2 separate regions of the Homo sapiens genome follow, and region 1 is linked to region 2. Evidence: chromatin loops called from intact Hi-C (ENCODE). Cell type or tissue: PC-3. All regions are shown on one strand. Each heading gives the region's core, and the rest is flanking DNA. Links, peaks and the distances in the headings are about the cores only.

Region 1 (2,922 bases), core at 331-2,830, 390 kb after region 2:
GGAGAAAAGTACTGTGAAGGAATTGCAGATATAGAATGACTGGATAGGTCATTTGATCTTGCTTCTGAGACTGAACTTAAAAACCTGTTTCAGATTAAACAGCATTTCATTGCTTTCTTTTTTCTTTTTTTCACACAAAAATACTCCTACAGATTAAAAGAAACCATCAGAATGGAAGTAAAAGAATTATGCAGTATATATTATATCTACATAGGTCCGGAAAGTTCCTGAAATTTACTCAAGCTTTACTCAAAATATTGACACTATTTAGTATCAAACCAAACTCCGGGAGTACACAGAGGGCCTTCCTACAATGCATGTGATCAGGGACAGCAATGATCTTATCCCATAATATATCACAAAACAGTGGAAAAAAATCATCTCATATTTTTAGAAATCATGCTCTTATTAGCTCAAATATATAGTTTAGGCAGTCAACATTTTGTGGCTTCCATCATTTTCAAAGATTATGCTGCACAAAATTGTATAGAGAGTATTTTGACTTACACATTGACTTTTTTAAATATAGGAGTGATTGTAGCAATAGCATTGATTGTAGCTTTAATTTACATTATCAAGAAAACTACACCAAATAAATTCAAATTATATTTATATAATTTTGATATAAATCTTGAATCAGATAAGTCTCAACATTTAATAAATGTTTTTACCACATTAATTTGCATTTTAACAGTATTTTCCGCACAGAAAATCTGTGATGCATATTTAATTATGGCATGGAATTTTTTATTATACTTTCTTATGTAGTTTAGAATATATAAAATTAAATATAATTATACTTTTGTTCACAGAATAATTTTAAATGCTATTCTTCATTAATGGTCAAAATATTAACTGCTAATTATTGAAAAATTCAAATTTTTATCTCAAGAAGTAAATTAAAAATACAGAAACTGAAAAGTATACAATAAAATACTTAAATACATAATTTTAGAGGTTGTGTGAAAATAGTGTCTTTATTTGAAATATTCTGAAATAAACATTTTTTCAAATGTTTAAATAAATTTTTTTTAAATAAACTTAGAACATGTAATTAGATGAAGCAAAATCAATGATACATCAAATTACATGCACATCATCAGAGGAGAAATAATTGTATCAATGTAAAAAGCTAAACCTAAAATAACAAAACTGGTAAAATTTTGTTCTTATGACTCCGGAAATATGCCATCACCACTTTATATTTATTTTTATTACACGTGTTTAATTTTCAATTAGTTAGACTATTATTCATTCTCTTACAATTAACACCGAGCTTAAGAGTTTGAACTAAAAAAAAAAATCACCTAGCTGTTTCTAATGACTTAAATTCATTATACCTTCAATTCTTTTTGAAACTGAAATTCTTCGCGATTAGAAAGCCAAGTGTCCTGAGAATATTTTTGCTTAAATCTAGTCCAATTTCTGAAACAATATAAATACACAAAAATATGCCATACATGCAAGGTACACGTTCTTAAAGAAGCTGGAAGCTTCGCTGAACTATCTTGGGACAAGAACTAAGCAGGGAGCAGAACCGTGCTGGCACCTAGTGGCGGACGGCGGTAGGACAGTTGTCTACCTTGGCTCTCAGGCACGTTGGGAGAACACATTTTAATTATTTTAATCTATGCTTTCTATCACACATATTTGAAAGGAAGATAAATGAAAAGTATCTGGAGTAATTAATCCTAACTATGCAACCAAATGTTATGATTTTAATTTTATGCAAGGACAGAAAGAAAATTTGGAGGGGTAGAAGTGGTGGAGAGGAAAAAGACCAGCTGTGGTGAAAAATATAACGTGGTGAAAAGACTTGTGCAATTTTCTTTTCCCTTGATATGTTCTGCCAAAGCTGGTCACACTAGTCTGTTCTCCATCAAGCAAAGAATTTTGATGAAATCAAGTGACCGGCTGTTTGTGAAGTTCAGTCTGTATTTGGGACATAAGTAACCAAATAGTACTTATACTACTTATACACTAAATTTGGAGTTTTCAAACTAAAATATTATGTGCAGAGGTATAGTTATTTTTCCTTCATGGCACTTTTTAGTAGGAGGGTAAATTTAGATTTGAGCCCCTCCCCTAGTCCACCCCCATCTTTTGGGACTGGGGAAGGTATGGTTCCAGTAGAGAGCTGCTTCTGCCTTAGAAGGCAATGAGTCAGAAACGCAAATCTGAGCAAAGGCGGAATTACTACTACATGCCAGAGAGAGTCACACATCAGTCAAGTCCACCAAGTGAACTCTATAGTCTTCCCAATTGTGAGACTCTATGATTTGCTGAAGAAAGAATTCTATTATATTTTCCTACATAGGGAGATAGATTTTAGTCACTGTCCCTGTGTTTAAGACTGAGTCTCACTCTGTCACCCAGGCTGAAGTGCAGTGGTGCAATCTCAACTCACTGCAGCTCTCTGCCTCCCGGGTTCAAGTGATTCTCCTGCCTCAGCCTCCCGACTAGCTAGAATTACAGGCACGCTCCACCACACCCGGCTAATTTTTGTATTTTTAGTAAAGACACCCTTTCACCATGTTGGCCAGGCTGGTCTTGAGCTCCTGGCCTCATGTGATCTGCCCGCCTTGGCCTCCCAAAAGTGCTGGGATTACAGGCATAAGTCACCGCACCTGGCCCTAGGCTTGTTTTGTATCATGTCTTAGACATGTAGGGGTTTATTTCAGAGCACACAAATGAACTATTCTAAGTATTCACACTATTGGAGGGCTGCTTCTGTCCCTCTGAGTCCCTGCCCTGCTGCTATATGTAAGACCAAGATGAACTGCCCCTGGTAAATCGGTCCTTGTGAAAGTCTGGGGAAATGCCAGGTAACCCAGTGACAGTTCCACTTGGCTCTTTGTAGCTTACACAGTACCAAACCTGAGAGAGCACTGCAAAGTCAGGTCAGGAAGGTTTCGCCAAGGC
Region 2 (2,922 bases), core at 227-2,726:
TGCCAGTATCAGCTTTCAATGTAGGTAATTTATTTATGCATTTACTTGCTAATTTTTTCAAACATATTTGCTTATGAAATAATGTTCGATTGAATTAATGGATACTGCCTTTCAATATTGGAAGTGTTATTTTTCATTAAAACAAAAACAACTCTAGTGTCCTGTTTTGACAACATCCCATACATAGATGAAAACTGTTTTATCCACCCAAACCCCATATTTTTTGAGAAAAAAATCACTAGAAATCCAAAAATCAAACCAGAATGAGTTTAGAAACCTCACTGATGTGTCTCTATGAATAGAAGAAATTGTGTCATCTTTTCTCCAAGATGACTGTGGCATCAAAGTGACTGTTAATCCCTATCTGCCTCTCTAGAACTTGGGTGAAGGCAGCTGGCATCCTCTTTCATTTTGCATATTAGAACCACGAGGCTCTGATTAGCAGCTGGGCCTGGATTGCAACTCAGAGCTCCTGAAGACAGAAAGACACTGAGGAGGCGGCATGGAGACTTGGGTGTAAAATGCCAGTGCTATGTGCCCCAAATGCTTGAGAGCTGCTGGGCTGGAGAGCCTGTGAAGCATTGTGTGCAGTGGGCCTCATCATATCATTGGGAGGATTTGGGGTCTGAAAGTGGGTGAGGCCTGTGTTTTCTCCATTATGTATGAGGCAGTGATGAAGGTGTTAGTGAAGGAAAGTGAAAGCTAATTCTAGAAACAAAAGAACAGTGGGTAAGAGCCCAGGCTCAAGTGCCTTAAGCGCCCTTAACCTAACGGGCCAGGAATGAAGGGACGTGAAGGAGGCAGGTGGGTGGGATGAGGAAGAGCAAGGACCTCTAGCTCTCACCTTGTCACTTCTGAGCTCTGAGGAGAGTTGGAAGAGGAGAGGTTGTGGCAGAAAATCACTTTCAAAGGAGCGGCCTCATGTGGGAAACCAGCAGGGGCTTCCTCCTGAGTAGAGGTCCTTCCACAAAGGCGATGCCTGGTCACCAGGTTTCTTAATTTCCTGGGCACTTTATTTATTTGACAGTCTCAATAAAACATGCTTCTGAGGGAGTCATTAGAAAGTGCAGGTAACACTCCCTTAAATTCTGGATAGTGTGCCTAATGAGTTTCAAGGGTTATTTTTAAAGTCGATGAGAAATAATTCAATTGAAGGTAATTGGCCATTTAGATGGATTCTAATTGGGCCCTGGGTGAATTTCTTTGGGGGCATGCTGCCCTCTAGGGGTGGAGGCACAGTGCTCGGAGGGAAGGAAGTGTTTTGAGTTTTCATAAAAATGGTTCAATCTTTCGATATAAAGTATCACTATTCTAAAGGCCTTAAAGCAATATCAGATCGATATACTCTTTTTCCCTTTATTTCTTTTTCTTTTCTCTCTTTTTAAGATTTGCTGTATGTCATGAAGTGGGGTCAGAACAGAGAGAAAATGTGCAGGCATATTAAAAACTCTAATCGCCCATTTTCTCATTATTCAGTGCAAGTCTCTTAACCTTTTACTGGGTGGCTACTTTGTGTGGGCCCTCCCGCATGCATGCCTTTTCAGAGTAAGGCATTTAATTTTTGCCTCAATTTTACTGACATATTAAAGACCGCGAAGCCAGGCAACTGCAGAACCTCTATTTGAACCCGTGTTTTCTTATTCCAGAATCAGTGCACCTTCAATTTTGCCACCAGCAAAACACAACTGGCTTTCCCTTAGCTTTTCAAACAACTGGTTATTGGACTGTTTTATGCTTCCAACTTTCTACAGTAATCACGAATTGAGTTTTTATTTTAATAAAGGAAAAGACTTATAGATAAATATTTGACAACCATACATTTTATCATTTGGCAACACTTTTATTCAAAACTTCAATTTTGCTAACACACGTAGAGAGAAAAACAAATACGAAAATTCGTGTCATACTACAGGCCAAGAGCCAGAGAGAAATTTAAGTTCTAAAGGTTCAGGGACTAGGCCAGAAAAACTTATAATAATAGGAACTAAAACTGGAGATACAGGGTAGGCTGTAAGAAAACCAGCATTAAATAATTAAACAGTAAAATTCTGATCTCCTGCAGCTGTGGTGCTTAATACACCATAGGAGGACAGATGAGAGAATCTTAGACCTTTCCAGGTAGGACCTGTGTTCCATGCCCGGAGGGTGCTCCCAGCTAGAACACTTGTCCTTTCCCCTCCGCCCCACCCCCAGCCCACACTAAACAACATCAGCAACAAAAATAAGGAGCACACAACCTAGATCCCTCACATGCACAGTTCACAGTAGGATTCATGCCCCTGTGAGAATCAAATGCTGCTGCTTATCTGACAGGAGGTGGAGCTCAGGCGGTAATGCCAGCGATGGGGATCAGCTGTAAATACCGATGAAGCTTCACTCACTCACCTGCCCGCTGCTCACCTCCTGCTGTGCGGCCCAGTTCCTAATAGACCATGGACTGGTACTGGTCTGGGGCCTGGGGGTTGGGGACCCCTGCCCTAACTTTTAGCAAGTGCTTGCCTAAACTACAGTCACTTAAATCTGCCTTTAACTTGATATCTATTATTCCTATCTCTGGCTGGTGCTGGCAGATTTGATATCAAGAATTTATAGTCAAATATATTTCCCAAATTCTGGTTAGTAACACATAATAACAAGGAAGAGGCCTACCATTCCCAGTGACCACCCCCATATACCATCCAGAGTGCATGCACACCAGCTTGATTGCTTTTCTGATGAGGGAACTGATGTTATCAGCGATGTTCACAATTTCTGAAAACATTTTCTTGAAATGGGCAAAGCAATGCTGACAAGGTTCCAAACAAGAGAAATCTAAAAGTGTAGAGTCCCCTCCTTTTACAAAAGGAACTGCTAGAGGAAGAAAAACATCTGTCATTTAATGTTTAAAGTTGCCTTGGAAAAAGTAGCCTGGATATACCCCTG

Evidence for each region. A loop is a pair of places that touch in the nucleus more often than their neighbours do. Peaks named below come from ENCODE experiments on the same cell type or tissue, not always from the same donor. Only the 100,000 strongest peaks of a DNase experiment are listed, where the experiment ranks them.
Region 1: a loop joins it to region 2, with 8 times the contacts of the local background. A loop is called at or near these places in 48 of 110 quality-filtered maps.

Annotation. Positions count from the first base shown.
Region 1 is chr14:36,940,860-36,943,781 of GRCh38, forward strand. The region is part of intron 1 of SLC25A21 (solute carrier family 25 member 21); the gene reads right to left. Among named protein-coding and RNA genes, the nearest start is that of MIR4503, 10 kb to the right of the region's middle. In PC-3, for the core only: CTCF peaks have their summits at 1,559 (motif pointing left) and 1,762; DNase peaks (open chromatin) are centred at 1,522 and 2,202; H3K27ac peaks cover 1,257 bases.
Region 2 is chr14:36,555,784-36,558,705 of GRCh38, forward strand. All of the region lies in intron 1 of LOC105370453 (a long non-coding RNA gene), which reads left to right. Among named protein-coding and RNA genes, the nearest start is that of NKX2-8, 25 kb to the right of the region's middle. RefSeq lists a silencer at 726-882. In PC-3, for the core only: a CTCF peak has its summit at 1,228 (motif pointing left); no DNase peak of the experiment used is centred there.